2 separate regions of the Homo sapiens genome follow, and region 2 is linked to region 1. A link is a loop called in an ENCODE intact Hi-C map of the cell type or tissue named here. Cell type or tissue: lower leg skin. All regions are shown on one strand. Each heading gives the region's core, and the rest is flanking DNA. Links, peaks and the distances in the headings are about the cores only. Region 1 overlaps FCRL3 (Fc receptor like 3). Region 2 holds the start of FCRL4 (Fc receptor like 4).

Evidence for each region. A loop is a pair of places that touch in the nucleus more often than their neighbours do. Peaks named below come from ENCODE experiments on the same cell type or tissue, not always from the same donor. Only the 100,000 strongest peaks of a DNase experiment are listed, where the experiment ranks them.
Region 2: a loop joins it to region 1, with 15 times the contacts of the local background. A loop is called at or near these places in 3 of 110 quality-filtered maps.

The regions. Positions count from the first base shown.
Region 1 is chr1:157,660,800-157,677,661 of GRCh38, reverse strand. It overlaps FCRL3 (Fc receptor like 3), which reads left to right. Exons shown (of 15, transcript NM_052939.4): 15 at 1-1,181. Among named protein-coding and RNA genes, the nearest start is that of FCRL3-AS1, 26 kb to the left of the region's middle. In lower leg skin, for the core only: no CTCF peak of the experiment used is centred there; no DNase peak of the experiment used is centred there.
Region 2 is chr1:157,590,977-157,606,868 of GRCh38, reverse strand. FCRL4 (Fc receptor like 4) reads left to right here and starts at 8,784. Exons shown (of 12, transcript NM_031282.3): 1 at 8,784-8,955; 2 at 10,521-10,541. The coding sequence starts at 8,925. In lower leg skin, for the core only: no CTCF peak of the experiment used is centred there; no DNase peak of the experiment used is centred there.

The DNA.
Region 1 (16,862 bases), core at 2,624-10,623:
GTTTTTATTGCTGTTTAGTATTTACTTGTGTAAAATATCTGGCTTAATGTTTTCCTAGCTATCACCATCAAAAACTCTTTCCACAGTGTGTTGAATTTTTAATATGACAAAAATGAAAATGTACCAACAATTTTCAGTGACTTCACCTCCATTCTGAAATCCTGATGTTTCCAAATATCTCTGAACACCTCAAGTCCTAGGGACAACTGAGATTATATTAACATTAATCTCTGAATGTTGCCAATTCTAGGCCTTCACTTGGTTCATGTAGGAACACCAAGTCCCTTTCAAAGCACCACATCTTCCTCTAATCAATATTTCTTGGAGTCCCTAGGGAATGTCTTACATGCATTCAAACAATCACCATTTCTGGAGATACACTACAGGGTCACCATAAACTCTGCTACCCTTAGGTTCCATCACTATGGAAGCTGAGTTTCACCAGAAGGCACTTTTGTCCTCCATTACGACCAGCAAAGCCAGCTAAGCCACAGCTGCTGGCCTCAAAAAATGTGATGATCAATCCACACTGCTCCCACTGGCCTCTGTTACCCTTATCCTGGCCTTTGAGTGCAGGGCATGATGTCCTGCCCGTACTGAGATGCTGATCTCTGCCAGTTCATGTTCATATTGGCATTAAAATTTTAAGGTCCCTTGAAGAGGGAGGAGGCAAATGTCTCTGTCTTCTATGTGATACATTCTGCTGTTTTTTTCTCTATGGTGAAAATATGTAAACCGGTTTTGGGTACCAACCACCAGGCTGTATATGGAGGCTCTCCTCCTTTCTAACCCTGCTGCTGATTTGGAATTACCTTGCCAAGCCCCTTTGTGCCTTATAGTGAACTTTCTCTAAGGGACCTGTCATCTCTTATCATTGTTTATCCATTTTCTAGATTCTGAACCCAAGAAAGAACAAAGTTCAAGATTTTCCATGTCTTTGTAACACTTAGCCCTGTGCAAATCAGAGTATGTGAGTGGAAGAAGGGGTGAGTCCTAACTGTACATCTCGGATATAACAAATGTGCAAATTCTGATTGATTGCCCTGTAAAATGAATTATTCTCATGCAGTGCTCTACTTGACTTTTATCTTTGAATTCACAACTAAAAACCCATAGCCCAGAAATCTAAAAAAAGTAATTTTAGTGGAGCCTTTGAAAATAAAAGACCATTGGAAAAAGTACCAGTTTCCACTGTCTTTCTCACACTTACCCTTTTAGTATATCTTTACATCAGAGCCTATTCTCACTCATGGTTTACCAAATAGAAAGCCACATGAGAAGCTTAGGTTTTGTCACTAACGTATATTAAAAAGATTATTTTAATTTTATCAAGATCAGATTTGGGTGGGGACACAGAGTGAAACCATATCATTCTGCCTCGACCTCTTCCAAATCCCATGTTTTCACATTTCAAAATACAATCATGACTTCCCAACAGTCCCTTAAAGTCTTAACTCATTCCAGCCTTAATACAAAAAGCCAAGTCCAAAGTCTCATCTGAGACAAGGCAAGTCCCTTCCAACTAGGAGCCTGTGAAATTAAAAGCAAGTCAGTTACTTCCAAGATACAATGGGGATACAGGCATTGGATAAATGCTTCCATTTTAAATGGGAGAAATTGGCCAAAACAAAGAGGCTACAGGCCCCATGCAGGTCCAAAATTCAGTGGGGCAGTCATTACATCTTAAAGCTCCAACATAATCTCCTTTGACTCCACGTCTCACATCCAGGGCACACTGATGCAAAGAGTGGGCTTGCATGGCCTTGGGCAGCTCTGCCTTTGTGGCTTTGCAGGGTACAGCCCCCATCCCAGCTGCTTTCATGACTGTCATTGAGTGTCTGCAGCTTTTCCAGGTGCACGATGCAAGCTGTGAGTGGACCTACCATTCTGGGGTCTAGAGGATGCTGGGCTTCTTCTCACAGCCCCACTAGGCAGTACCCCAGTAGGGATTCTGTGTGGGGGCTCCAACCCCACATTTCCCTTCTGCACTGCACTAGCAGAGCTTCTCCATGGGTACTTCATCCCTGCAGCAGACTTCTGCCTGGACATCCAGGAGTTTCCATACATCCTCTGACATCTAGGGAGAGGTTCCCAAACCTCAATTCTTAACTTCTGTGCACCTGCAGGCCCAAGACCACATGGAAGCCACTAAGGGTTGGGGCTTGCACCCTTTGAAGCAATGCTCTTAGCTGTATGTTGGCCCCTTTAGCCATAGCTGGGATGCAGGACACCAACTTCTGAGACTGCACAAATCAGCAAGGCCCCGGGCCTGTCCTGTGAAACCATCTTTTCCTCATAGGCCTACCAGACTGTGATGAGAGGGGCTTCTCTGAAGACCTCTGACAGCCCTGGAGACATTTTCCCCTTTGTCTTGGCAATTAACATTTGGATCCTCATTACTTGTGCAAATTTCTGCCTCTGACTTGAATTTCTCCCCAGAAAATAAGTTTGTCTTGTTTGTCACATGGTCAGAAGGCAAATTCTCCAAACTTTTATGCTCTATCACCTCTTGAACAGTTTTCTGCTTAGAAATTTCTTCCAGCACATACCCTAAATCATCTCTCTCAAGTTTAAAGTTCCCAAGATCTGTAGGGCAGGGGCAAAATGCCACTAGCCATTTTGCTAAAGCAGAGAAAGAGTGACTTTTACTCCAATACCCAATAAGTTCCTCATCTGCATCTAAGACCACCTCAGCCTGGACTTCATTGTCCACATCACTAACAGCATTTTTGTCAAAATCATTCAACAAGTCTCTAGAAAATTCCAAACTTTCCCACATCTTCTTGTCTCCTTCTGAGTCCTCCAAACTGTTCCAATCTCTGCCCATTACCCAATTCCAAAGTTGCTTCCACATTTTTGGGTATTTTTATAGCAGTGCCCCACTCCCAGTACCAACTTAATACATTAGTCCATTTTCACACTGCTATGAAGACATACCCAAGACTGGGTAATTTATTTAAAAAAGAGGTTTACTTGATTCACAGCTCCACATGGCTGGGAAGGCCTCAGGAAACTTACAGTCATGGAAGAAGATGTAAGAAAAGCAAAGACCTTCACACGGCAGCAGGAAACAGCGAGTTAGCAAGAGCTGGGAAGACTGCCTTACAAAACCATCAAATCTTGTGAGAACTCACTCACTATCACGAGAACAGCATGGGAGAAACTGCCCGCATAATCCAATCACCTCCCAACAGGTCCCTCCCTTGACACATGGGAATTATGGGGATTACAATTCAAGATGAGACTTGAGTTTGAGAGCAAAACTATATCAATGGCTTTGCATCACATAATTTATTACAGGTGTGTTCTGGAATAGTTTCTATAAATTGATCCATTCTTGTAAAAAAAATTAAAAGGGATTTGAATAAATATATAGATGTGGCTATAAATATAAATTTAGATACTCATCAAACTGTTGAAAGTGGTTATTTCTGGTTGATAATGAACAGTATTTATTATTATCTATTCAAACTTTGATTTCTTATAGTGCTATGTTGACAAAAGTTTTGGGAAACAGACAGTTACTCACTCTGCAGGTGGAAGAGTAATTACTAAGTCTTTTTTGGCAATCAGCAACAATATTCTTAAATGTGCATCCCTTTAGCCCTTTAATTCTACCCAAGATTGTTGATAATAAAGAAAAAGTTGGTTCTGTATAAATTATATCAGCGGAAAATTGGTTAAATAAATTATGGTACATCCATAATATGTAGACTGTTATCACTATATAATTATATAACTAGAAAGTCCAAAAAAGTCAAACAAAAAGGTTAAAGTGTTGAAAAGTGTTGATAAACTAATAAAAATTAATTATATCCATACATGCCAGTTGTAAGTTGTAGGAAATTCAATTGCTTTTAAAAAGGAGATAACATTTATGACAATAATAAAGATGATTACATTTCTAGAAGTTCATATACAGAAAATAAACAATAAATAATAACATCCAAAAATAAGAAATAAAGGAAACCCTGAACTAAGATAGAAAAATATCTCAGTTATTTTAAAAAGAAGACCTACACATGGCCAATGAACATATAAAAGTGTTAGACATCACTAATCATTAAAGAAATGCAAATCAAAACCACCATGAGATACCACCTCACCCTAGGCAGAATGGCTATTAATAAAAAATCAAAAAATAACAGATGCTGGTGAGGTTGTGGAAAAAAGAAAATGCTTATACACTGCTGGTGGAAATGTAAATTAGTTCAGCCATTGTGGAAAGCAGTTTGGTAATTTCTCAAATAACTTAGAACAGAATTACCATTTGAACAAGCAGTCCCATTACTGGGTATATACCCAAAGGAATATAAATCATTCCACCAGAAAGACACATGCACATGTATGTTCACTGCAGCACTATACACAATAACAAAGACATGGAATCAACCTAAATGCCCATCAACAGTAGACTGGATAAAAATAAAAATGTGGTACATATAATAATGGAATACTATGCACCCATAAAAAAGAATGAGATCATGTCGTTTGTAGCAACATGGATGGAGCTGGAGGTCATTATCCTGGGTAAACAAACACAGGAAGAGAAAACCAAATACCACCTGTTCTCACTTATAAGTGGGGGCTAAATTTTGAGTACATATGGACACAAAGAAGGGAAAAACAGACACCAGGGCCCACTTGAGGTTGGAGGTTGGGAGGAGGCTGAGGATTGAAAAAGAACCTGTTGGGTACTATGCTTATCACCTAAGTGACAAAATAATCTGTATTCCAAATCCCTAAGACATGCAATTTACCTATATAGCAGACCTGTGCATGTACCCCTGAACCTGAAATAAAAGTTAGAAAAAATATGAAGCTAAAAAAAATTTAAAGAACAAAATATATCCTGGTTCTTACCTGAGATAATTAATGATAACAAAATGTCTTCATCTCATATATTTAATATAGCTGAAATTGATATTAGAAATTAAAAAATAAGATTTCAAAGGGAAATAAACATATAAACAGAGCCATTCTGTTATTCAAGCAATATTCCCAAGACTTTCTATTTTTTCCAAGACGCTTGACTGAGAAGAGGGTGTCCAGAGTTGCCAACACAACTCCTCTGTTCATTGGGAAAAAATTCTCAATTATACTTGAAAAGGATAGTTCTTTTGGCTGGGCACAGTGGCTCACGTCTGTAATCCCCGAACTTTGGGAGGCAGAGTTGGGCAGATCACCTGAGGTCAGGAGTTCAAGACCAGCCTGGCCAATACAGTGAAACCCCGTCTCTATAATAATACAAAAATTAGCCGGGCGTGGTGGTGGGAGCCTGTAATCCCAGCTACTCTGGAGGCTGAGGCAGGAGAACTGCTTGAACCCAGGAGGCAGAGGTTGTAATGAGTCAAGATCTTGCCACTGCATTCCAGCCTGGGCAGCAAGAGCAAAACTCCATCAAAAAAAAAAGAAAAGAAAAGAAAAGAAAAAGAATAGTTCTTTCTATAAATTAGTCTATCATGAATTTTACTCCACACAATCTGGTCATTTTTCTCTGAATGGATAAAGCCAAGCCCCAAATCTACCAAAGTTGAGCACACACTATGAGTCATGTACTATATTGAGTTTTTATATACATAAGTGCTGTGAATATAGTCCATGACTCATAGACTCACAAAAGATTCCAAGAGTTCAGTATTATAATACCTATTTAAAGATGAGACTGAGGCTCAGGTAGTTTAAATAGTTCAACCAATAGTTTATCATATGCAAAGTAAAGCAAAATCCAAACCCATATTTGACCAACTCTGAAATCTGTGCTCTACGTTGTCACACTACATTGCCTTCTAGTTACAAGGATGATACTAGAATTCAAAAGGACCAAACGATTTTATGGAAGGAGAACGTTATGCAGTTTACTAAACAACTGGCTTAAGCATGTGTAAATGATATTCAAGATTGTTCTATTATGAACCTCTAACCCTTCCCAATAAACACAATGCAGGTTCTCTTCTTTCATTGTCTTGGTTTTGCATTGTTCATTGATCCTTTATTTCTTCCCTCAGTGATCATTTTGTATGCAATTTGCATCAAAATGACTTTTCCCTTCTGTCAGGATTTTAATGTTACTTGCAAAACAAATTCTTATTCACTGTGTTTAAAATTGCTCAAAGTACAGAAACTTTATCAAGTCTGTTTTTAGAGGTTTGCTTTCCTGAGATGTCAATGTTAGTAGAAATATTGGTGTCTCTGCAGTAATTTGTGTCTCTGTTTATCAACATATATACTATTTCTTCATTAAATATACATCACAACCAACAAGTTTTTAAAAAATAATTCTATTTAATGGAGAGTGAGCTTCTAAGTAGTCTGATTAAATAAACACATAGATATGTAGGTGATAGATGATTAATGATAAAGAAGATAGATGATGATGATGATGATGAAGATAGATAGATAGATAGATAGATAGATAGATAGATAGATAGATACATGCATACATACATACATACATACGTACATACAGGTAGATCTGCACAAAAGTTGTGGTCTCTGAAATATCTCCTCTGTCACAGGATCAATCATTTCCCCCCACCTGTAGCATCTCAGTTTTATTCCTTAACTTCAGCACTCACTATTTGAAAGCTACTGAAGCATCAGCACTAAGCTGGCAGGAGATGTATAGATGCAAAACATCAACCAATAGGCTCAAAAAAAGACATTCTTCCCATTGCTCAAAAGACTCCTCATCTATTCTTCAATTGACTGACGTACATTGAGTAACTAGCATTGAAAAGATAAATAAAACAAAATCCCCCTCTGTGCTTAAGTTTTGGGAAAATGGACAGAATTACTTTTATTTATAATTTCCTCTGAGGTAGAAAGGAATAACTGAAATTGTTAGCCTGTATCACTTGATATCACACTAAATTTTTTTTAGCTTTGAGAAAAATGAATCTTAAGAAGCTAATAAGTTCACTGATGACCAATAAACATCAACTGATACAATTTATCAACATCACTCATTTTACATCAGCCATTGTTCATGACTTTATGTAAACAACACTAGAATGCTTTGAAAACCTTAAAAATAATTCAAATATTGAAGTATGAAGTGTATTTCAAATTTTATGGCTTTTCTATTTGGTATCAATAGCTTAGACAACAGAAAGTATAATGCATATAAAAATGCAATCTACTTTGAAGTTTTTAATATTAGGCAAATGAATTCAACTAGCAAACTAATTCACTGAGGAAAAATTTACTTCTTCTTAAAAAGGAAAATATATATATATTTTAATTTTATAATAGGGCCCCATATGTCTTGTTTCCAGATTGAAAGGTGGAAAATACAATCCAGAAATGTGGGTGTGGCCTTTAGAAGGATTAAGGAATTCAAGTGGAATCTATATGTGCTTCAAATTTGCTCCAAACTTTTTCCTCCTGGAGGCCCCAGGAAAGATAAAGCTATTTTATAACAATAGCCCATCAGCGTGGACTCCCTGAAAGGTCCTTTGAAGGACAGGCACAAACAAAGCCAGACTGCAAAGACTAAAATGAATACCCAGTATATCAATGTGCAGATATCATCACACTTCCATAAAGATAAAAAACATTCTGGGAAGTATGACCTCACCAAATAGATAAAATAAGGTGCCAGAGACTGACCTAAAGTGATGGAGATGTGTGATCTCTCAAAGAAACAATTCAAAATAGCTAATTTAATAAAGCTCCAAAAACTTCCGGAAAACAGAGAATTGACTCAGTAACTCATCAGAGAAATTTAACAGAGTAATTGAAATAATTTTAAAAAATCAAACAGAAATTATAGAGCTGAAAACTACAACAAATTAAATAAAAAATGCTATAGGGAGCATCAACAGCAGAATTAGTCAAACAGAAGAAAGAATTAGTGAGCTTGAAAACAGACTATTTGAAAATAGAAGAGAAAAAAGAAAAAAACAATGACCAAAACTTAAAGGAGCTTTGAGACCAAATCAAAAAAGCAAATATTCAGGTTATTGGAGTGAAGGAGGGAACTGAGAAAACAAAGAGGCAGAAAGTTTATTGAAATAAATAATAACAGAAAACTTTCCAAACTTGGAGAAAGATATAAATATCAGGTACAGGATGTTCAAAGATCACAAACCAGATTCAACTCAAATAAGAATACCCCAAGACATATTATAATCAAATTCTCAAAGGTCAAAGACAAAGAGAGAATCCTGAAAGCAGTAAAAGAAAAGAAGCAAATAGCATATGAGGGAGAAGCAACATGTCTGGCAGGGAACTTCCTCAGCAAAAATCATACAGGACAGGATAAAGTGGGACCTTATAGTCAAAGTGCTGAGAGAAAAAAGTTGCCAACCAAGAATCCTGTACCCAGCAAAGTTATCAATAAGAAATGAAAGAGAAGGCCAAGCATGGTGGCTCACAGCTGTAATCCCAGCACTTTGGGAGGCCAAGGTGGGCGGATCACAAGGTCAGGAGTTCGAGACCAGCCTGGCCAATATGGGGAAACCCTGTCTCTAATAAAAATACAAAAATTAGCCAGGCACGGTGGCATGCGCCTGTAGTCCCAGCTACTCAGGAGGCTGAGTCAGGAGAATTGCTTGAACTAGGGAGGCAGAGGTTGCAGTGAGCCAAGATCGCACCACTGCACTCCAGCCTGGACAACAGAGTGAGACACTACCGCAAAAAAAAAAAAAGCAATATAAAAGAAAAGAAATGAAAGAGCAACACTTTCTCAAACAAACAAAAACTGAGGAAAGTTATCAGTATCAGAACTGTCTACAAAAAAAAATGCTTCAGAGAGTTCTTTAAACCAAAAGAAAAGGATGCTAATGTGATTGCTATGCTAATACAATTGTTGTATTTGAACAACGTGTATACTTAGTAAGAGACTAAAAGACAAAACCGTTAAGAATAATAACTTTAACAATCATATAAGAGATATGCAATATAAAAAATGTAAGATGTACATCAAAAAACCAAAATGTGGGGGCAAGAAGGGAGTTAATGTGTATAGATTTTTTTGTTTCTTTCTTTTATCTTTTTGGTGATCAAAGTTAAGTTGATATCAGTCTTAAATATTTGCTGTAACTGTGGGATGTTTTTTGCAAGCCCCATGGTAACCATAAAGCAAAAACCTGTAATAGATATATTAAAAATAAAAAGCAATGAATGAAAACATGCTGCCATGGAAAATCATTTAAGCACAAAGGAATACTGTATAAAAGAAAAGAAGGAAGGGAGGAGTTAGAAAACAAGTAACAACATGGCAGTAATAAGTCCTTACCTATCAATAATAACATTAAATATAAGCGAGATGTACATTAAATGTAATTGGAGAATTAAATGTAATTCTCCAATTATAAAACATAGAGTTGCTGAGTGGATTAAAAAGGAAGTGACTTTCACTTTTATATGTGACCTTCAAGAAACTCATTTCACCTATAGATTGAAAGTGAGAAGACGTAAAAAGATATTCCATGCAAATTAAAACAAAAAAAAGGCAGGAGTAGTTACACTTATATGAGATATAGTAGACTTTAACTTAAATACTGTAAAAAGAGAAAAGGGTGGTCACTATATAATGAAAAAATGGTCAATTCCACAAGAGGATATAAAAATTATAAACATCTAGGCACCCAACACTGGAGCTCCCGAGTACATAAAGCAGACAACAATAGATCTAAAGGGAGAAATAGACTTCAATATATTAGCAGTAGAGGACATTAACACTCCAATTTCAGTAGTGAACAGATTATCCAAACAGAAAATCAACAAAGAAACATCAGAGTAAAACTACACACTAGACATAATAATAGGCCCAACTGACATTTACAGAACATTTCACCACCTGCTACAGAATACAAATTCTTTTCATCAGTTCCTGGAACATCCTCCAGAATAGACCATTTCTTAGGCCAGAAAATAAGTTTTTTTGTTTTTTTTTTTTTTTTTGAGATGGAGTCTCGCTGTCGCCCAGGCTGGAGTGCAGTGGCGCGATCTCGGCTCACTGCAGGCTCCGCCCCCTGGGGTTCACGCCATTCTCCTGCCTCAGCCTCCCGAGTAGCTGGGACTACAGGCGCCCGCCACCTCGCCCGGCTAATTTTTTGTATTTTTAGTAGAGACGGGGTTTCACCGTGTTAGCTAGGATGGTCTCGATCTCCTGACCTCGTGATCCACCCGCCTTGGCCTCCCAAAGTGCTGGGATTACAGGCGTGAGCCACCGTGCCCGGCCCAGAAAATAAGTTTTAACAAATTCAAAAAAGCAGAAATTATATCAAACATATTTTATGACCACAATGGAATAAAACTAGAAATCAATAACAAGAGAAATCTTGAAAACTTCACAAACACATGGAAATTAAACAATAAGCTCTTCAATGACCAGTGAAGAAATTAAGAAGAAAATTTTAAAATTTCTTGAAATAAATTAAAGTGGAAATGCAACATACGAAAGTCCATGGAATACAGCAAAAGCTATATTAAGAAGGAAGTTTATATAAAGAAATACTTACATCAAAAAACTTGAGACTTCAAATAAAAAACTAACAATGCATGTAAAGATACGAGAAAAGCAAGAACAAACCAAACACAAAATTAGTGAAGAAAAGAAACAATAAAGATCAAAGGAGAAATAAATGAAATTGATACTAAAAAAATACAGAAGATTAACAAAATCAAAAGTTATCTTTTTGGGTTTTTTTTTTTTTTTTTTTTTTTTTTTTGCTTTTTGTTTTCTTTCTGAAACAAGGTCTTGCTTTGATGACCAGGCAACAAAGTGCAGTGGTCCAGTCACAGCTCACTGTCGCCTATATCTGCTGGGCTCGAGAGCCTCTCACCTTGGCCTCCCAAGTAGCTGGGACCAGAGGTATGAGCCACCACACTTGACTATTATTATTTTTCTTTTAGAGATGGGGTCTCAATATGTTGCCCAGGCTGGTCTCAAACTCCTGGGCTCTAGTGATCCTTCCACCTCAGCGTCTCAAAGTGTTGGGATTACAGGCATGAACCACCATGCCTGGACACCTTTCTGAAAAGATAAACAAAAAAAGATAAACCTTTACCTAGACTAAAAAAAAGAGAAAATACCCAAAAGAGTAAAATCAGAAATTAAAAAGGAGACATAACAATTGAGACCAAAAAATACCAAGTATTGTTAGAGACTATTATGTACAACCACATATCAACAAATTGGAAAACCTATAAAAAAACAGACGAATTTCTGGACACGTACAACCTACCAATACAGAACCATGAAAAAATAGAAAATCAAATAAGCCAATAATGAGTAATGAGATTGAAGTCATAATAGTCTCCCATCGAAGAAAAGCTCAGGACCCGATGGCTTCATTGCTGAATTCTACCAAATACTTAAAGAAAAACTAATATCAATTTTATTCAAACTCTTCAAAAAAATTAAAGAGGACAGAATACTTTCAAACTCATTCTACAAGGCCAGTATTACCCCAATGCCAAAACCAGACAAGAACACAGCAAAAAAGAAAACTACAGGCCAATATCTCTGATGAAAATAGATGTGAAAATTCTCCACAAAATAATAACAAACAGAATTCAGCAACACATTAGAAAGATAATTCACCATCATTAAATTGGATTTGTCCTAGAGATGCAAGGATGGTTCAACATACAAAAATCAATAAATGTGATATCAAATTAATAGAGTCAAGAACAAAAACCATAAGATTATCTCAATAGATGCAGAAAAAGGATTTGAAAAAATTCAACATTACTTTTTTATAAAAGCTCTTATAAAACAAAATATAGAAGAATATATCTCAAACTAATAAAGGCCACATGTGACAAACCAGCAACTAACACTGTACTGAACTGGGAAAAATTAAAAGCCTTTTGTCTAAGATCTAGAACAAGACAAGAATGCCCACTTTTACCACTTTTATTTAACATGTACCAGAAGTCCTGTCGGAGTAATTAGTCAAGAGAAAAAAAGGAAAAAAAAAGAAAGGAAGAAAGGAAGGAAGGAAGGAAGGGGAAAAGAAAAGGAAGGAAAGAAAGAAAGAAGGAAAGAAAGAAAGAAAGAAAGAAAGAAAGAAAGAAAGAAAGAAAGAAAGAAAGAAAGAAAGAAAGAGAAAGAAAGAAAAGAAAGAAAGAAAACTGTTATAGCCGATAAATGAATTCAGTAAAGTTACAGGATATAAAACCAACACAGAAATATTAGAAAAGTAGCATTGCTATATGCCAACAGCAAACAATCTAAAAAAGAAATCAAGAAAGAAATCAAATTTACAATAGGTACAAAGAATATAAAACATATAAAAATCAATTTAGCCAAATAAGTAAAAGATCTATACAAAGAAAACTAAAAAATATTTTATTGAGGTTTTTTGCGTCGATGTTCATCAGGAATATTGGCCTGAAATTTTCTTTTTTGTCGTGTCTCTGCCAGGTTTTTGTATCAGGTTGATGCTGGCCTCATAAAATGAGTTAGGGAGGAGTCCCTCTTTTTCTATTGTTTGGAATAATTTCAGAAGGAAACCAGCTCCCCTTTGACTTCTGGTAGAATTCGGCTGTGAATCCGTCTTGTCCTGAGCTTTTTTTGGTTGGTAGGCTATTAATTACTGCCTCAATTTCAGAACTTGTTGTTGGTCTATTCAGGGATTTGGCTTCTTCCTGGTTTAGTCTTGGGAGGGTGTATGTGTCCAGGAGTTTATCCATTTCTTCTAGATTTTCTAGTTTATTTGCATAGAGGTGTTTATAGTTTTCTCTGACGGTAGTTTGCATATCTGTGGGATCAGTGGTGATATCCCCTTTATCATTTTTTATTGTGTCTATTTGATTGTTCTCTCTTTTCTTCTTTATTAGTCTGGCTAGCAGTCTATCTATTTTGTTAATCTTTTAAAAAAGCCAGATCCTGGATTCATTGATTTTTTTAAGGGTTTTTCATGTTTCTAGCTCCTTCAGTTCTGCTCTGATCTGAGTTACTTCTTGTCTTCTGCTAGCTTTTGAATCTGTTTGCTCTTGCTTCTCTAGTTCTTTTAATTATGATGTTAGGGTGTTGATTTTAGATCTTTCCCACTTTCTCCTGTGGACTTTTAGTGCCAGAGATTCTGGTATGTTGTGTCATTGTTCTCATTGTTTTCAAAGAACTTATTTATTTCTGCATTAATTTCATTATTTACCCAACTGTCATTAAGGAGCAGGTGGTTCGGTTTCCATATAGTTGTGTGGTTTTGAGTGAGTTTCTTAATCCTGAGTTCTAATTTGATTGCACTGTGGTCTGAGAGACTGTTTGCTATGATTTCCATTCTTTTGCATTTGGTGAGGAGTGTTTTACTTCCAATTATGTGGTCAATTTTGGAATAAGTGTGATGTGGTGCTGAGAAGAATGTATATTCTGTCAGTTTGGAGTGGAGTGTTCTGTAGATGTCTATTAGGTCCCCTTGGTCCAGAGCTGAGTTCAAGTCCTGAATATCTTTGTTAACTTTCTGTCTCGTTGGTCTGTCTAATATTGACAGTGGGGTGTTAAAGTCTCCCACCATTATTGTGTAGGAATCTAAGTCTCTTTATAGTTCTCTAAGAACTTGTTTTATGAATCTGTGTGCTCCTGTATTGGGTGCATATATATTTAGGATAGTTAGCTCTTCTTGTTGCATTGACCCCTTTACCACTATGTAATGCCCTTCTCTGTCTTTTTTGATCTTTGTTGATTTAAAGTCTGTTTTGTCAGAGACTAGGATTGCAACCCTTGTTTTTTTTTGTTGTTGTTGTTGTTGTTTTTTGTTGTTTTCCATTTGCTTGGTAAATTTTCCTCCATCCCTTTATTTTGAGCCTATGTGTGGTCTTTGCATGTGAGATGGGTCTCTTGAATACAGCACACCAATGGGCCTTGACTATCCAATTTGCCAGTCTGTGTCTTTTAACTGGGGCATTTGACCTATTTACATTTAAGGTTAATATTGTTATGTGTGAATTTGATCCTGTCATTATGATGCTAGCTGGTTATTTTGCCCATTATTTTGCACTTTCTTCATAGTGTCAATGGTCTTTACAATTTGATATGTTTTTGCTGTGGCTGGTACCGGTTTTTCCTTTCTGTACTTAGTGCTTCCTTCAGGAGCTCTTATAAGGCAGGCCTGGGGGTGACAAAATCTCTCAGCATTTGCTTGTCTGTAAAGGATTTTATTTCTCCTTCATTTATGAAGCTTAGTTTGACTGGATATGAAATTCTGGGTTGAAAATTCTTTTCTTTAAGAATGTTGAATATTGGCCCCCACTCTCTTCTATCTTGTAGGGTTTCTGCAGACAGATCTACTGTTAGTCTGATGGGCTTCCCTTTGTGGGTAACCCAATCTTTCTCTCTGGCTGCGCTTAACATTTTTTCCTTCATTTCAACCTTGGTGAATCTGACAATTATGTGTCTTGGGGTTGCTCTTCTCGAGGAGTATCTTACTGGTGTTCTCTGTATTTCCTGAATTTGAATGTTGGCCTGTCTTGCTAGATTGGGGAAGTTCCCCTGGATAAGAGTGTTTTCAAACTTGGTTCCATTCTCCCTGTCACTTTCAGTTACACCAATCAAATGTAGGTTTGGTGTTTTCATATAGTCCCATATTACTTGGAGGCTTCATTTGTTCCTTTTCATTCTTTTTTCTCTAATCTTGTCTTCATGCTTTATTTCATTAAGTTGATCTTCAATCTCTGATTGAATTTCTTTCTTCGGCTGGATCGATTCAGCTATTGATACTTGTGTATGCATCATGAAGTTCTCGTGCTGTGTTTTTCAGCTCCATCAGGTCATTTATGTTCTTCTCTAAACTGGTTATTTGAGTTAGCAATTCCCCTAACCTTTTTTCCAGGGTTCTTAGCTTCCTTTCATTGGGTTAGAACATGCTCCTTTAGCTCGGAGGAGTTTGTTATTACCCATCTTCTGAAGCCTACCTCTGTCAATTCGTCAAACTCATTTGCCATCTAGTTTTGTTCCCTTGGTGGTGAGGAGTTATGATCCTTTGGAGGAGAAGAGGCATTCTACTTTTTTGAATTTTCAGCTTTTTGCTCTGGTTTTTCCTCGTCTTCATGGATTGATCTATCTTTGATCTCTATCTCCGGTGTTGGTGACCTTAGGATGGGGTTTCGGTGTGGAAGTTCTTTCTGTTGATGTTGATGCTATTCCTTTTTATTTGTTAGTTTTCCTTCTAACAGTCAGACCCCTCTGTTGCAGGTCTGTTGGAGTTTGCTGGAGGTCCACTCCAGACCCTGTTTGCCTGGGTATCACCAGCAGAGGCTGCAGAAGAGCAACGATTGCTGCCTGTTTCTTCCTCTGGAAGCTTTGTTCCAGAGGAGCACCCACCAGATGAAAGCTGGAGCTCTCCTGTAGGAGGTGTCTGTTGACCCCTGCTGGGAGCTTTCTCCCAGTCAGGAGGCACAGGGGTCAGACTGCCATCTGAGGAGGCACTGTGCTGGGAGATCCACTGCTCTCTTCAGAGCCAGCAGGCAAGAACAAGTCTGCCAAAGCTGTGCCCACAGCCGCCCCTTCCCCCAGGTGCTCTGCCCCAGGGAGATGGGAGTTATATCTATAAGCCCTTGACTGGAAATACTGATGAATAAAATTGAAAAGGACACAAAAATGAAAAAAAAACTCATTATCAGTTGGAAGAATTGATACTATCAGAATGACAATACTACCCCCAAACAATTTATAGATTCAATGCAATCCCTATCAAAATACCAATGACATTCTTCACAGAAATTTTTAAAAGTCTTACAATTTATGTGGAACCATAAAAGACCCTAATTAGCTGAAGCAATTCTGAGAAAAAAGAACAAATCTGGAGGCATCACACTGTATAACTTTAAAATTTATGACAAAGCTATAGTAACCAAATCAGCATGGTACTGGCACAAGAATAGACACACAGACCAATGGAGTAGAACAGAAAATTCATTTATGAATCCACACATTTATAGCAAATTCATCTTCAACAAATGTGCTAAGAAGGACCACCTCTTTAATAAATGGTGCTGGGAAATTTGGTTAACTATAGTCAAAAGAATGAACCTTAGATCTAAATCTCTTACCATCCACAAACAAAAATAGATTAAAGGTTTAAATCTAAGACCTGAAACTGTGAAACTACTAGAAGAAAGCATTGGGAAAATGCTCCAGGACATTGGTCTAGGCAAAAATTTTCTGTGTAAAACCTCACAAGCACAATCAATCAAAGCAAGAAATAGACAAATGTTATTCCATCAAGCTAAGAAGCTTCTGCACAGCAAAGGAAACAATCAGCAAGCGAAGGAAGACACAACCTATAGAATAGGAGAAAATATTTGCAAACTACCAACCTGACAAGGGATTAATAAACCAGAGTTTATAAGGAGCTCAAAAAACTCAGTAGAAAAAAAACCCAGCAAATAATTTAATTAAAAAATGCACAAAAGACCTGAATAGACATTTCTCAAAAGAAGACATACAATGGCCAACAAATATATGAAAAATATGCTCAACATCACTAATCATCAGGAGAATGCAAATCAAAATTACAGTGAGGTATTATCTTACTCCAGATAAAATTGCTTTTATCAAAAAGACAGGAAATAACAGGTGCTGGCGATGATGTGGAGAAAGGGGAACCCTCATACACTTTTGGTGGGAATATAAATTAGGAAAGTCACAATGGAGAATAGTATGGAGATTCCTCAAAAAACTAAAAATAGAACTGCTCTACCATCCAGGAATCCTGCTACTGTGTATATCCAAAAGAAAGAAAATCAATATATTGAAGGGATACCGACACTCCCATGTTTATCACAGCATTATGAACAATAGAAAAGATATAGAATAAACCTAAGTACCCATCAACAAATGAATGGAGAAAATGTGGTACATATACACAATGGAATATTATACAGCCATAAGAAAGAATGAAATCCTG
Region 2 (15,892 bases), core at 5,024-13,023, 73 kb after region 1:
GTTTTATTACTCACAGTCTGGCTTTTTGTGTGCCTGTCCTTTTTCAGAGTTCCTTCTAGGCATTCTAAGCTTTCTGACGGTTGTGTTCCCTGACTGTGTGACCACTGCAGCTGTCTCAGCACTAAGAAGATTTTCTAATCTGAGGCTTTCTGTGAGTCTCATGAGGACTCCGATACAGCTTTCCAGCCCAGGTGGATCTGGAGAAGACCCAAGGAAAGTACTGGGCTGCATGAAAACACTGGCCAGGGACCTTGGGCCAAAAGTCTGCCCTGTTGGCCTTGATTGGCATCCCTCTCCCAGCAAGTTCCTGCACAGCTGAGATAGTTCCCCAATTGCAATAGGAGGTGCCAGAGCTGAGACTGAGACCCCTCAGGATCCTCTGTAGTACAGAGCCTGGAGAGCCCATCTCATTCATCCAGTCAGATATGCCTATTTTAGCAGGTCTGAGAACAGATGAGATAGTTCACCATCTGTAGCAAGAGGAACCAGAGCTGAGACTGGGTCCCCCTGGGATCCAGTACAGGACAGAGGCTAAGGAGCCCATTGGTAAGGGTTAAACTCCCAGGCTATGAGGTATGGGTGAATCTTCCTCTGGGTCCTTATATAAGCAGTTCTGATGTGGGACCTCAGCTGAAGAAGCCTGCAGCAGGGCAACCAGGCAACTTTCAGGTTCACTGCCAAGACTGGTGTCAGCAAACAGATGAACCTTTCTGCCAAGGCACTGGTGTGCACAATTTCTTCTCAGACCCTTGACAGGTAGTTTTGCTTGCAAACTCAAAGCCAAACAGAGAAGTAATTAACCCCCTTAGGGCACTAGATTATTTCTGGACTTGAACCCAGAAGCAATACTGGCAAGGCAGATCAGCCACCTGGATATCTGTCTGCACTCTCAAAATTACCTTCTTAGATCTTTAGCTCCACTGGGCTTTTACAAACTCCTATCTATGCGCAGAATATCTTCTATTCTGCCATCTTGGTGACATCACTTTGATCAGTTTCAGCTTTCTTTGAATGAGTGTTTGCATGGCATATCTTTTTTTTTCTCCTCTTACTTTTAACCTACTGATATCATTAATTTTAAAGCCAAGCAAGGTGGAGAATTGTGGTTGTGAGTGTCCAGTTGCCAGTCTGCTCCTCCAGCTAAGGTATTCCCTCCACCACCCTCTGCCCTCTTCCTGTTTCTCCTCCACCTAAATGTCCATGCTGAAAAGCCCTACACAAATTACATTATCCCATTATTCATAGAGGACCTTTATTTTTCTTGACTACTGATTTTCTGAGATCCTCTCTCTCAACCCTCTTTCTTCTCAGTTTATCTCCCATTCTCATTTATGTCTCAGTCAAAATATCATGTTTTATTTTTCTTGCTGTCATAGTGGTCCACTCAGCCCTAGATAGCATCTAGTTGCCCAGCTGTAGCCAGTGTACTGCAATGATAATTATTTCCTTTGGGTTGATGTTTCAGGACTAGACTCAAGGGGGAGAAGACATGTGGGTAAGGGACCAGGGATTGAGGATTGGAGGAGTCTCCTCACCACTTCAGCCCTGCTAATGTTCTCAAGACAAGAATGATGACAACAAGTGATATTGATTTTACTCATCAAAGTTGATTACCATTGACAGAGACCAAGACATATTGCTTATCATGTCACAAAGATACAAGCCAAAACATATTCAAGAGCTAGAGAAACAAATTCCACCTCTCCATGTAAATAGCTACAAAGTCACATTGCAAATACGTGGATTCAGGGAAGGGAAGAATTTGTGGCCATTTTTATAATCTACCATGGGTCCTGAAGAGTTGAATGTAGTCTGGACAAATTAGTAAACAGGATAGAGAGGTGACCCTATTGTGATTGGTGCTAACATTGAACTTGTTATGAAATTTAAATTCAAGATGGTAATGTTTTGTAATGACAGATAACTTAAATCTTATTATATTATCCACCAGAATCACTCTGCACTAATGAGTTAAAAACAGAGCATATCTCAAAATCAGTAATTAAAACCATGAGTTAGATATATTCCTGAGGTTAGAAGCACAGACGGGTTAGCACTTTGCTTGATGAATTAGATGCAAAGTATGGTGATCAGCTATACATGAATTCTAGGTGGCTTGCTTGTGGAATGGTGAATTGAAAAAAAAAAACTCCTTCATTTCACCCAATGAACAACATTGGTCTTGGCTCCTTACCAAAGATTAGATCAAATACTTGGCCTTTTTATTGAACAATACAACCCATTTAAACACTTTGAATCTTTCTCAGATAAACATTTATGAATAGTTACCGAAAATGATAATCCTATTCACTGAAATCAGTTTCCAGAAATAAAAGGATTGAATTACATATCCTAAATTGCTGAATTGAAAAGTGAATTCAGAAAGTAAAAATCTAAAAATAAACCAGCATGGTTGAATTGGCTTTTTTCAATTAATATTGATAGCGGGGCTGAAGAGTTACAAAGAGCAATAATTATAGAAGTAGGGAAAACAATACTGAAAAACAATATGGCAATGTAGGAATGCCAGAAATCTACAAATATCTCAGAAGAAGCTATCCTAAATATAAAACTATTGTGCAAAGTTTCTATCCATGGGCAGAGTGCCTACATTTGCAAACAGCAATTTGCCTTTATAAAACAATAAAACTAAATATTGCAACCATTTAAAGGATACAAAACTGAATCCTGTATTGCACACACACTGTGAAATGTAAGTTTTGCCACTGATTTCTTGGTGCAAAAGAAGAGATGTAAACTTTTTAGTCCCCAGTTCAGAAATAATAAATAATAAAGGAAAAATTAAAAATTAATTGTGTCTGCATTCCAATTTGTATTTTTCAAATGTGGATTTAAAATATAACCTCCAATAAATGTTTGTATTAAGTTACATACATATCCAATAGCTCAGCAAAAATAATCAAATTTTATTAAATTTTGGCAGTTAGTTTTTCTCACACATTACTTTCTTCATTCTACATTGCCTACCTGGCTCTCATAGGTTTTGAATTTGCACCCCCCTGAAATAGGCTGAATCAGATTAAAACTGGTGCCAGGGGCACCAATCTACAAAAAGTAATCAAACCAGGGTTAATCAGTAAAACGTAAACTTCCTCCACTCCCATGAAATGGAGCTCATCGTCCAGTTTAATTTTTTAAATACACCTCTCTAAAGCAAACTTCTCTGTTGAATGTTTTTGTGATGTGCAGTTCCAGCTAAAAATGAGTAGTTACAGATAAAATTTGGAAGCCATAAAATGCTTAGCTTAATGTTGTTTACCAGTGGATGCATGATTTTACTTTAACACCTAATTTTTAAATTCTTCAATATACAGTCTAATAAATTGCCTGGTTTGAGAAATCTTGAAATCTAAAAGTTATGATTTTAAAACTTTTATTTTGGTGATTCTTTTTCAAGAAATTAACTCAGTTTTGGCTAATAGAAATGAATGTAGTAGAAAATCAGTTTCTACATTAAGTGAATTAATGGAAAATAAGTATCTCCCTTCCCCTTCTAGGTAAGTGTTCTGTCCCTCCCTAACTTTTGCAGAGGCCCCGGCAACAGTGCAAGTTGAGGTCTTCCTAGTATAGATCTGAGGATTTAAAAGTTATAAATCAGCCGGGCGCAGTGGCTTAGGCCTGTAATTCCAGCACTTTGGGAGGCCGAGGCGGGCGGATCACGAGGTCAGGAGATCGAGATCATCCTGGCTAACACAGGTGAAACCCCGTCTCTACTAAAAATATAAAAAATTAGCTGGACGTAGTGGCGGGCGCCTGTAGTCCCCACTACTCGGGAGGCTGAGGCAGGAGAATGGCGGGAACCCGGGAGGCGGAGCTTACAGTGAGCGGAGGTTGCGCCACTGAGCTCCAGCCTGGGCGACAGAGCTAGACTCTGTCTCAAAAAAAAAAAAGTTATAAATTAATCTAATAAGCTAATAAGATGTGTTTTATTCTCCTACTTTGACAAATATACCTTCATAATGACCTAGAAGTCTGGGTTCAAATATAACATTTTAAGATAATGGGAATTTTATACTAGAACAAGGTATGACAAGGAAAGCAGGCTCTGGTCTCCTGTTTCAAGCTTACAGCTTCCTACTTTTATTCCTGCTCGCAGCTCCATCCCATAGTACAATACATTGGAACGAGCCAGCCCGCACATCCAAGCTTCTGACACATCCCTCAAGCAGCACTGCCTTGGCCAACCCTCAGGAAAAACTGACCAAATATAGCTAAATGTTAATAACTGATAACTCTCAGTGAAGAGCAGGTAAGTATTTATTGTACTATTCTTGCCATTTTTTTGAAAGGTTTAAAATTTTTTGAAATAAAAATATTGGGGAAATGAAAGTTTTCTTGTTAACGTCTCCAAGTAACAAAATGGATTTGCCTTCAGCTACATAGCTTGTAAGTGATGAAGCAAAACCATAGCCAGGCCTTAGAGTTCAAATCTGGTGTCCATTTCACACCCTCTACTACATAACTGTGGATCTGTGAATCTGGAATAGAGGGCACTAACAACCTGCGATTCTGTTCTCACTTTGGACAAGTTTTTGAGCAAAAAGATCTGTATGTTCATGAAGATAGAAGAGTCTCGACTTAGAACAAGAAATCATCTCGGAAACGTCTCTAAAACAAAAGGAGATTATATTTTACCACTGAAGGCTAGAAATATTATTATCTGTAGTCATGGAAAATAAAATGCGGCTTCTAGATGGCACCAGCCTACAAATAAATGTAATTGAGCTTCTTCACTGCCTTTTCTTTGAAGTTCAAAGTTGATTACTCCAAGCGGCTGTTCCTCCATTACTAACAAATGGCTATAGAAATCATTACGTATACAGCCACTGATTTGGGAGAAGAGTCTTTTAATAGCAAGAACAACAAATTTATCTTTCCAGTATTTTTCCCACCCATAAAGCACTGACAAGACCACAGACTCCCTGTCACATAGTTAAAAATGTATGATTCTCCCGTAGTAGTAAAGACCATACTCAGCACTCAGATCTTGGTTTCTAAATATCAGTCTCTACTGAAAGGAATTGGGGCTCCTTGAAGAAGTGGCTGATTCTAGAGTTGGGGCAGGAAAATGTAAGATGAGCCAGGAGCATCTCGTAGTGCCAGACAGTACAGAAATGTTCCAACAAGGAAAATGATGAGAGTTTCTCAAAGGCACAAAGAAGAAGCTGACCTGAAAGAGCTCCCAATCACCAAAGCTGGATCAATTTGAGCAACAAAATATATAAAGCATTATATTGTTACCAAAGTTTAAAGTAAATATACAAATCTATAGTGATATAAATAAATGATTGAATGGATGAATACATGAATAAGTAAATAAGAACAAGGAGACAAATCCCCCTACCTCACCTCTCACCCTGACTGTGGGCTGGACTTGCTCCCAAACGAAAGAATATAGAAAAAGACAAACAGTAATTTTACATCGAAGAAACCTGGCAAACACTACCTTAACCAAGTGATCACAATTTACATTACCAGTGATAAGTCATGTTGAGATTCCATACCCCCAATGTGATGAGAAGGACACTCTACCGCTGTAGTATTCTTTGTGAAAACTCATAACCCCAGTTTAATTATGACCAAAACGTCAGACAAACCCAGATTGAAAGACGCCGCAAACTACCTAGCCAGTACTCCTCAAAACTGTCAAGGTCATGAAAAACAAGGAAACACTGAGAAACTCACAGATGGAGAAGAGACGTCTGTGAGCAAAGATAGCTAAATGTAATGTAGTATCTTAGAGGGGATACTAGAAGAGGAAAAAGGTGTCAATGGAAAACTGAAACAAGCTGGATAAAGCCTGTAATTAATAGTAATGTAGAGACGGAGCAAAGATAACTAAATGTAATGTAGTATCTTAGAAGGGATACTAGAAGAGGAAAAAGGTATCAATGGAAAAACTGAAAAAAGCTGGATAAAGCCTGTAATTAATAGTAATGTAGAGACGGAGCAAAGATAACTAAATGTAATGTAGTATCTTAGAAGGGATACTAGAAGAGGAAAAAGGTATCAATGGAAAAACTGAAAAAAGCTGGATAAAGCCTGTAATTAATAGTAATGTAGCAATCTTGGTTTCTTAGTTTTGATAAATGCACCCCCATGATGTGAAATGATAACGGTAGGGGAAATTGAAACAGGTGAGGGCTTCCTATATGGGAACTCTTTGTATTATCCTTACTATTTTATATAAATCTAGAATTACCCCAAAATGAAAATTTATTTTTTAAACTGTAAAGGTTTAAATGTTTTTCAAAAAAAAATTAGAAAAGTTTAAAAATTTCAGTTTCTTACATTCTCATTGAAAACAATTATTTTTGTCCTTTGTTAATATAAAATCTAAAAGTTCCTGGTTAGTCAAGCAATTGCTTAATAAATCATGGTATATGTACTTCCTGGCTGATGTTTCAAAGTACTAACCACACTTCTGGCACCAATAACTAAAATATTTCTGTCAGTGACTTAAATACCACAACAAAAATAGTACTTGACTGACGTAAACTTAAACATTTACACAGTAGTTGTAAATAAATATGATTTTTGTGTTTGGACATCTTGTATAACATCATAAATGTGAAATTTTATTTTGCTAATTGAAATCTATTCATTCAGCAAAACTTATGGTAGAAACAAGAAAACAGGCAATATGATTTCAACTTCCCTCAATCCTTAGTCAGTCAATAAATATTGGAGTTCTAAACTCATGCTAAATACTATTTTCCAGTGTTATAAGGAATACAAAAATGTTGGTAGGATATTATGTCAATTATAAAGTGCTTTTTAGTTCATTATACTTGTTACTTCTAGTATTACAGAATAGTTCTCAGCATAGGGACTAAGCTGAGAGTTCTATGTCATTAATGTATTCATACAAACATCAATAACAACATCCACTTCAGCTGGACATTATTTTTATCTCCTTTTTACCAGTGTGAAAGAGGCTAAGTACTTGACCAGAGTCACCCAACTAGCAAGAGGTGAAGTCAAGATTTCATCCAGATGTGTGGGATTCTGCAGATCAGGTTCTTGACTGCCATTTTATACCCTTGCTCCTCCTGGGACAAATGAAGGCAGCTGAAAGATGACAGCACGGTCACACGGCAAGGAGACAAAGGACCCATGTGCCGCCTTGACAGCTCTATGTCTTTATGGTTCCTTGTGTCTATGTCTACTCTGGCCCTTACCACATTGACTTTTTTAAAGTCTTTAAGAGAGATGCACTTTATTCACCTTTTTATTCTTCTAAGGCCATGGACATTGTCTAAAATATAGTTGATGTTCAATACAAACCCTAGTTAGAAAATAAATTATTACAGATATATAGAAAAACATTATATTAGAAAAATACAGACCACTCTTAATCCATCCTATGTCTATTATCTATTCACAGATATCTTGATGTGATGGTGATGGTCACGATAACTGCCTTCCATCTTAGTGCATGCTCATCTCTCAGTCCTAGAATGATATTCTTTCAGCTTGGATGTTACTTCCTCAGGGAAGCCTCTTATGCATCCCCAGAACTGGGTCAGATTTCCCTCTTAGTGGACTCTCAGAAATTACATACAATTCACTTCTATGTAATTTCCTGTTGACTTGCTGTCTTCTCCACCAGAATGAAAGCTTTCCAAGTCTTGATTAACACTGTACTTCCAGCACCTGGCACCATACCTGAAGCACCATGGTGTTTCTTTTTTTTTGCCATTAACATTTTATATATATATATATATATATATATATATATATATATATATATACACATACATATACACAAGATAATAGCATAAAAAAGTTTTAAAGAGTTATACATACCAAAATATTATACGTACCAAAAAACGTCACTACGGATTTTTCCATTTTTTTCTTAATTTTTTTTTTAAGTTCTGGGATACATGAGCAGAGTGTGCAGGTTTGTTATGGGTAGGGAGAGCATTAGGTGTTTCTCAAAACACCAAACAGCATGTTGCCCAGTGTGAAAGAATCCAAATGGCAAAAATCAAAATTTAATAGAATTATTTAAATACCCACTCTGACTTCCTGACGTGAATCGCTTCTCAAGGCTAAAGCCATCATATTTTCAGAACTCTCTAGCCTCTTGTCTTTCAAGGAAATCACAACTTCTTCTCTCTGCCACCAGATACCAGGCATATGTATTTCAATCAATATATATTTGCCAAGACATTCCTGTAGCAAATTTTGGATTCTAGGACATTAAGTAAAAATGTTATGGCCTATTATCTAGGAAGAGCATGATGGGGCTATAATTTACTCCTCAGCTTGCCTTCTACTCAGATCAAAAGTTGTGGTTTCCCCCTGGACTGATGAGTCAGGATATTTTCATATATATCAGACAAGGTGAGAGTTGTCTTGTGATTGAGATGTTTCATCAGGTCTACAGACGGCCTGCTGGAGGTGTTCCAGTAGAGGTATCAGCGGTCAGAGGAGGCCTTTTCTGTGTTGAATGAGAAATTCTTCATCTCTGGGGATATTCAGGGACATCCTTAGATTATGTGGATTTCAATAGGCCTGCAATCTCACCTCATCTCTAGTAGCAGAGAGAATAGGTTGTGATTTCCTTGAAAGACAGAGCCTAGAGAGTTCTGAAACTAGAGTAGCTTTAGCCTTGAGAAGTGATTCACCCCAGGATGTCACAGCAGTACTTAATTCTATTAAATTTTGATTTTTGTGGTCTGGATTCTCTCACACTGGTCCACATTGCTGTTTGGTGTTTTCAGAAAGATTCCTCTACTTCCCCCTTTCACTTCATTATCTCAATCAGCTTTATGCAGAGAAGAAGCTTACTGAGCTCACTGCTGGTGCTGGTGTAGGCAAGTGCTGCTTTGGCAATCTGGGCTGACCTGGCTTGTCTCCTCAGAACTCCTTCTCCAATCCTGGAGCAGGCTTCCATGCTGCTGTGGGCGTCCTTGCTGGCCTTTGGTAAGTGATGGGGAGGAGACCTTTGCTTGCTGCAAAGCTGAGCCTCACCATGAGCAAAAGCCCTCTTTTCTGCTGCTGCAATCATGGATTTTTACTCCCATTTTAGAACAGCAGAAAATGAACAAAAAGGAAAGATAATGATTTACTGGTAGAAGGGGAAAATGATAATAATTGATTTCCAAAGATGTATTTCTCATCTATTTTTGCTATGAATTGCCTATGGAAAATCATTTTACCCCCAAATGGACTTATTTTGTTTATGCAAAAAGAAACCTATGGCTAGGTTCAGTCCCTACGTCACAGAGCATGAGGACCCAGAGGAAAAGATGGACTGAGTTATTTGTGAAGGATAAAGTCCTGATTGTGAACTCAGGTAGAAAGGATCACCTGCTGAGAATAGTTATTTCCTTCTCTGTATTCTAAGTTCAAACCTGTTCTGATGTTTGCAAAGAGCATGAGAAGAGAAGAGATAAGATGATTTCCCTTTGATTTTTTTCTTCCTGCTTTTGTACCACTTGTCAGTGTTTGTCCAAATGAGGCACGGATTTCCTAGTTGCTCAAACTAGGGAATTAAAGAACAGTCAGTCTTTTGTTCATTAAATATTTATTAAGCGTATTTGTCTAGTTCCCACCTGATCCCCAGACCCCAACTAAGGGAAGACCTATTAGTGTGATTGGCACATGATAGGAACTAAGGAGTGAGTGGATGGGTATACTTGGCATGCCACACTGCTGGGCACCACAGAGGATGCAGAGACCTGAAGGACACAGATTCTGCCCTCAAGAGGTGACATTCTCAATAGAACCTCAACGTACACATGCAAGAACATCTGACTCGACAATATGAGAAAAATATTACACAAATAGTTACAGGATAATGTGTGAGGATGTCAGTTAATTTGTGCTAAGCCCTGGCTACATCCCACTTTTCTAAGGGCACCCCATGTATAAATGTATCCAATTCTCTAACATTTGATCAGGTGGAACTTTTATAACTCCCATTTACAAATGAGGAAATGAAGGCACAAAGATGTTGGTCTTGTCCCTGAGGTTTATGCAGCTAGTACAGTGGCAGAGTCAGGATTCGAACCCATAATCTAACTTTGGAAACTAGGCTTTTAACTACTACCCTCTACTGTCTGTCTCATTTTGAGTTCCAAATTAGCTATGATAATAAGTGTTCTGAGTCAAGAGAAGAGGAATCAGCAGCAGCCCCATACTAAAAAATTAATGACAGCAGCCATTAATTGAAACCTTACTGATCTAACTCATTACAGTATTACTATGAGGTCGCTTTCATGAGCCTCATTTTTCAAATGAGAAAACTGAGACTTGAAAGTTCATGTGGTTTGCCCTGGGTCATACAGCTAAAATTCAAACCAGACTGTCTGAGTCCACAGCCTGAGCGTCTGGCCACTGTGTTTCCCCGCTTCCCTGGGATGGATGGAATGGAACGTGTTTCTCTTCCTCTTGGTTGGAAGTAGCATATGAGTGTATGGGCTCTCAGGGTGAATAGTTCGGGACTCTTCGCCTACGCTGATGGCTGGCTCTTTACTCTCTTTCAGCTCCAGTCTGTGGACAATCTGGTAAGTCCTTATTTTCTTTGCTCCTTTATGTCTCTAGATACCCTAATAACTATATTTTATCTCAAATACTTACAAGAGTCCCTGTTGTCCATTTCATCCTTTTCCTGAGTGCTGCAGGGATGTAGAGACATCAGCTCGTGTGGTGACTCTGACCCTAAGAACCAGGCTATTTGGGGGTGACTCTCTTAAACCAAAACTGCCATTGTGCTGGCTAAACATGGCAGGGCCTGGGATATGTGTCACAGCGTCCACAGGAAGAGGAGCTGTCACCCCGCCTGATGTGGGATTCTAGCCAAGCCTGATGGAATGCATAGCATCCCAAGAGGAAAAGGGTAGAAATAAGCCAATACTTCAGAGGGGGAGGCTGGGGCTCCAGCAGCTTTTCCACTAACCATGTGTAACAAATTTATCCCCAACTTCTGCATCCCATGGAGACACACTTCTCTGTTAATAGCTCAAATTATGATGACTCTGAGTCTCCATCTATCCTACTGGTCAGCAAAAAGTCCCATCCTCTATAGGCAGCTGCCTCACAGGTGTTTTGGCCATTCCTATAGAGCACCCTAGGAGCTGCTGGAGCCAGCAAGGGCCTTGGCCCCCTTGAGGTGCACTGTCTCTTGCAGCTCCTAACTCTGCTGTTCTTCCCCTCCTCGGTGCCTTGGACACAGACTATTTCCCACACACCCTTCCTGAGACAAGATTATAACTTGGCAGACTTTGCTAATGGTTCTAGAATGGGGAAATGAAATACAAAAAGTGCCTTGAATTAACTGCAGCTAGGGATGTGGTTAACCTCAGAGCCCATCAACTCAGTCTCAAACACACGAAGGCCATGAAAAGTTATGTCCCTTCCTGGCCATAGGGCCACCTGCACATAGCAGGGGCAGCTTCCTCAGAGCAAAGAAGAGTCTAGTTGCATACATCAAAGGAAATCAACTCTCCTTCCCTCCAGTAGAAGACCTATTGCCTAAGTCCCAATGGCCCTGCATCCAGGTGCTTCCCAGGAATATAGCTGGTAGGGTTTTCTATTCTCTTCAGCAGAAACACAGCCCCATTCCCACTGATGACATAGAGTATTCTGTCCAAACCTTTAAAGACAGAATTTTCTTTTTAAAAAGTGTCTGCAGAGGCTGGGCACAGTGGCTCATGCCTGTAATCCCAGCACTTCGGGAGGCTGAGGTGGGTGGATCACTTGACGTCAGGAGCTCAAGACCAGCCTGGACAACATGGTGAAACCTCATCTCTACTGAAAATACAAAAAATTAGCCGGTTGTGGTGGCACATGCCTGTAATCCCAGTTACTCAGGAGGCTGGGGCAGGAGAATCACTTGAACCCAGGAGGTGGAGGTTGCAATGAGCTGAGATCAGGCCACTGCAGTCCAGCCTGGGCAAGAGTAAGACTCTATCTGAAAAATAAAATAAAATAAATTCTGCAGAGACACAGAGATGTTTCACCTTACCAAACAGAACATTTAGCTTCTTCATGTAAAACATGCAGTTGGGTTATTTTACAATTTTCTTTTTCCCCTCAAACAGAGGAAGGGCATTTTCTTCACATTTAGATGTAACTAAAAGATCTATTTGGGAAGTTCTTCTGGGCAAAGGCAAGAATGTTTAAAGTTTTAAGCTTTAAAAAAGTAATTGCCTGAAAATCTTTAAATGTAGACAGTCCTCATCTGAGTAAAAAAGGTTCCAAGGAGAAAATAATTTATTCTATTAAAAATTTCATAGTAAATAGCAATCCCCAAAATTGAGATTTTATTTTTGAAAATTAATACAAATGAAAACAATTTGTTTTATTTTCTACTTCACAGAAGTTACATTACCACAGGCAATTTGTAGGGCAAAGCATGAATCTAATATTGACTTTTCAAAATGTGGTAGCTGCCACAGCTCCAGGCATCATGACTTTGTTCAAGGCAGAAAATGGGGAGAAGTAGGGAGACAGGTGGAGAAGGGAAGTGAAGCTGTCAAAGAGCACCCAGTGTGCATCTCTTCTTTCAAATAAAGGAAGAAGATTTTCCCAGAATCCCTATTCCCTAGTCCATCCCTAGCATTATTTCTCTGACATCCCTTTATTCAGACCTGGATCATGTAGGTGGGAAAGTTAATACTTCATTTTTTCAAACACATTAGTGGGCAGAAGGTTAGAGAGAAGAGCATTGGGACTGACTTTTGAGAGCCAAACAAGTGTTTTCCCTATTATAGATTTCTCCTTCATAATCGTTAATAGGTCTTGCTCTGCCATACTCTTTAGTGATTTTATGACTCATCAGAGCAGTGGTTCCACATAACTTTTACCGAGTTTATAAATTACTGCATCTTCAACAGAATCTAAAATAGCAATCAATTTTCATTTGTACACCCATTGAAAGATTAGCCTACCAAAGCACTTATCTTGGAGAAGGCTAGATAGTAGTATTATATTGGTAAGGACGTTTGAGTGAATGTTTCTAATAGTGAATAATTTGTGTTGTAGTTACTTTTGTTGTTAGCCGGCACAAAGTCAGAACTACAAAACTCAGAAAATAAACATTCAGATTAAAAAGAGCCTCGGAAACAGTTTCTTCTTAGAAGATATATAATTAAAAACAAAATCTCCTCCCAGCTCAGAAATCTTCTCTACAACGGTAGTAGAGAAAGTAGGTATTATTGAACAACAATAAGCCAGAATATGATGAGCATCACAGACAACCCACTAAGAAGCTGCAAAGTCAGAAAGGAATTCCACCCCCTCATACAGCCAATTAGATACAGCCCATGCATACATGTTTTCAAGATAAACAATAACTAGGCCTCAAGTAAGAGGGCCTGACAGCAACTTTTCTTCTACTAGTTCATCTTAACTTTATCCTGGTAACTGGCGAGACAACCTGTCTTAAGTAACTGAAGGGAAACAAACTTCTGTCTTTACAACAGCAGGTAGTTTAGCACATTGGAGAAAGCTGAGCCCACCAAAGTTAGGTCCTTACTCTCCCACAGGAACTGAGAGAGACGGAGGAACTATCTCTCTAGATGTTTGTATTCAAAAAGGTGGTTCCCAGGACTTCCCTGGGTTGTGAGCCAGGCAATAGTCTTATTTTTTTATTATTATTATACTATAAGTTCTAAGATACATGTGCACAACATGCAGGTTTGTTACCTATGCATACATGTGCCATGTTGGTTTGCTGCACCCATCAACTTGTCATTTACATTAGGTATTTCTCCTAATGCTATCTGTCCCCCAGCCCTCCAACCCCTGACAGGTCCCAGTGTGTGATGCTCCCTGCCCTGTGTCCATGTGTTCTCATTGTTCAATTCCCACCTACAAGTGAGAACATGCGGTGTTTGGTTTTCTGTCCTTGTGATAGGTTGCCGAGAATGATGGTTTCCAGCTTCATCCATGTCCCTACAAAGGACATGAACTCATCATTTTTTATGGCTGCATAGTATTCCATGGTGTATATGTGCCACATTTTCTTAATCCAGTCTATCATTGATGGACATTTTGGTTGGTTCTAAATCTTTGCTATCGTGAACAGTGCCACAATAAACATATGTGTACATGTGTCTTTATAGTAGCATGATTTATAATCCTTTGGGTATATACCCAGTAATGGGATGGCTTGGTCAAATGGTATTTCTAGTTCTAGATCCTTGAGGAATTGTCATACTGTCTTCCACAATGGTTGAACTAATTTACACTCCCACCAACAGTGTAAAAGCCTTTCCATTTCTTCACATCCTCACCAGCATCTGTTGTTTCCTGACTTTTTAATGATCGCCATTCTAACTGGCATGAGATGGTATCTCATTGTGGTTTTGATTTGCATTTCTCTGATGGCCAGTGATGATGAGCATTTTTTCATGTGTCTGTTGGCTACATAAATGTCTTCTTTTGAGACGTGTCTGTTCATATCCTTTGCCCACTTTTTGATGGGTTTTTTTTTCTTGTAAATTTAAGTTCTTTGTAGATTCTGGATATTAGCCTTTGTCAGATGGGTAGATTGCAAAATTTTTCTCCCATTCTGTAGGTTGCCTGTTTGCTCTGATGATAATTTCTTTTGCTGTGCAGAAGCTCTTTAGTTTAATTAGATCCCATTTGTCTATTTTGGCTTTTGTTGACATTGCTTTTGGTGTTTTAGTCATGAAGTCTTTGCCCATGCCTATGTCCTGAATGGTATTGCCTAGGTTTTCTTCTAGAGTTTTTATGGTTTTTAGGTCTTCCATTTAAGTCTTTAATCCATCTTGAGTTAATTTTTGTATAAGGTGTAAGGAAGGGATCCAGTTTCAGCTTTCTACATATGGCTAGCCAGTTTTCCCAGCACCATTTATTAAATAGGGAATCGTTTCCCCATTTCATGTTTTTGTCAGGTTTGCTGAAGATCAGATGGTTGTAGATGTGTGGTGTTAGGTCTGAGACCTCTGTTCCATTCCATTGGTCTATATATCTATTTTGGTACCAGTACCATGCTGTTTTGGTTATTTAACCAGTGTAAACATTTACATGCATTTGAAAAGGACAGAGAAAGAAATTCTGAAAGAGGAAGAGAAGTCACTTACTTTTGGCAGGGAGAATTAAGCCTCTTATTTTTAATTTGCATTATCCTTGAATTCTTCAGTTTCTATCCACAAATGCTTCAAAGATTTTAGGGCCTACTTTCATGTAGGGTTAGTATTTTACTGTCACAAGAGAGTGCCTTTGAGGTCTGGGAAGTTAGGAGCACCTACCTCCCCACACTCTTATTGTCTGCAACTATCTGGATATATTTCTTATGACAAACAGAGCCTGCTTACCTCTCCCATATATATTTATTGTCAGTAAAAATATAACTTAAATCCCTTTCCATAACTGTCTAATTGACCTCCCAATTTCTATATTCACTCCATCTACAACCCCTGTCCCACCACATGCTCATGCTACATGTATGGGAGGGAAAAAATTTCCCTCTATCTATGTTAGGTTTAAAGAAAACCAAAATATTTCACCCCAAAATATGGCCACCTGGTATAACTAGTATTTTGAATTAAAGGCCTTTAAAGATCAACAGAAGAAACTTTTCCCTATCCACCTAAAGACCAAACCAACCCACCAGTAAGAACAGTTGTTCTTCCCTTCTCTCTACTTTAGGAAAGAAGACTGACGGGTGTAACCACACCTGAACAGACCCTATCACAACAAAATATCTATCCTTCAGGCGCATTCATCTTCCAAATAGAACCATTTATCCATTAATTCACCATAGTCATTATTTATTGCCCTTCAAAAGAGTTACCTACATTCCCCCTCTCCCCACTCCCCTCTAAAAATGGCTGTGTAAGTATCTGGGCCTTATTGGTATATTTGGGGAACCACTCTGTAATTCTTC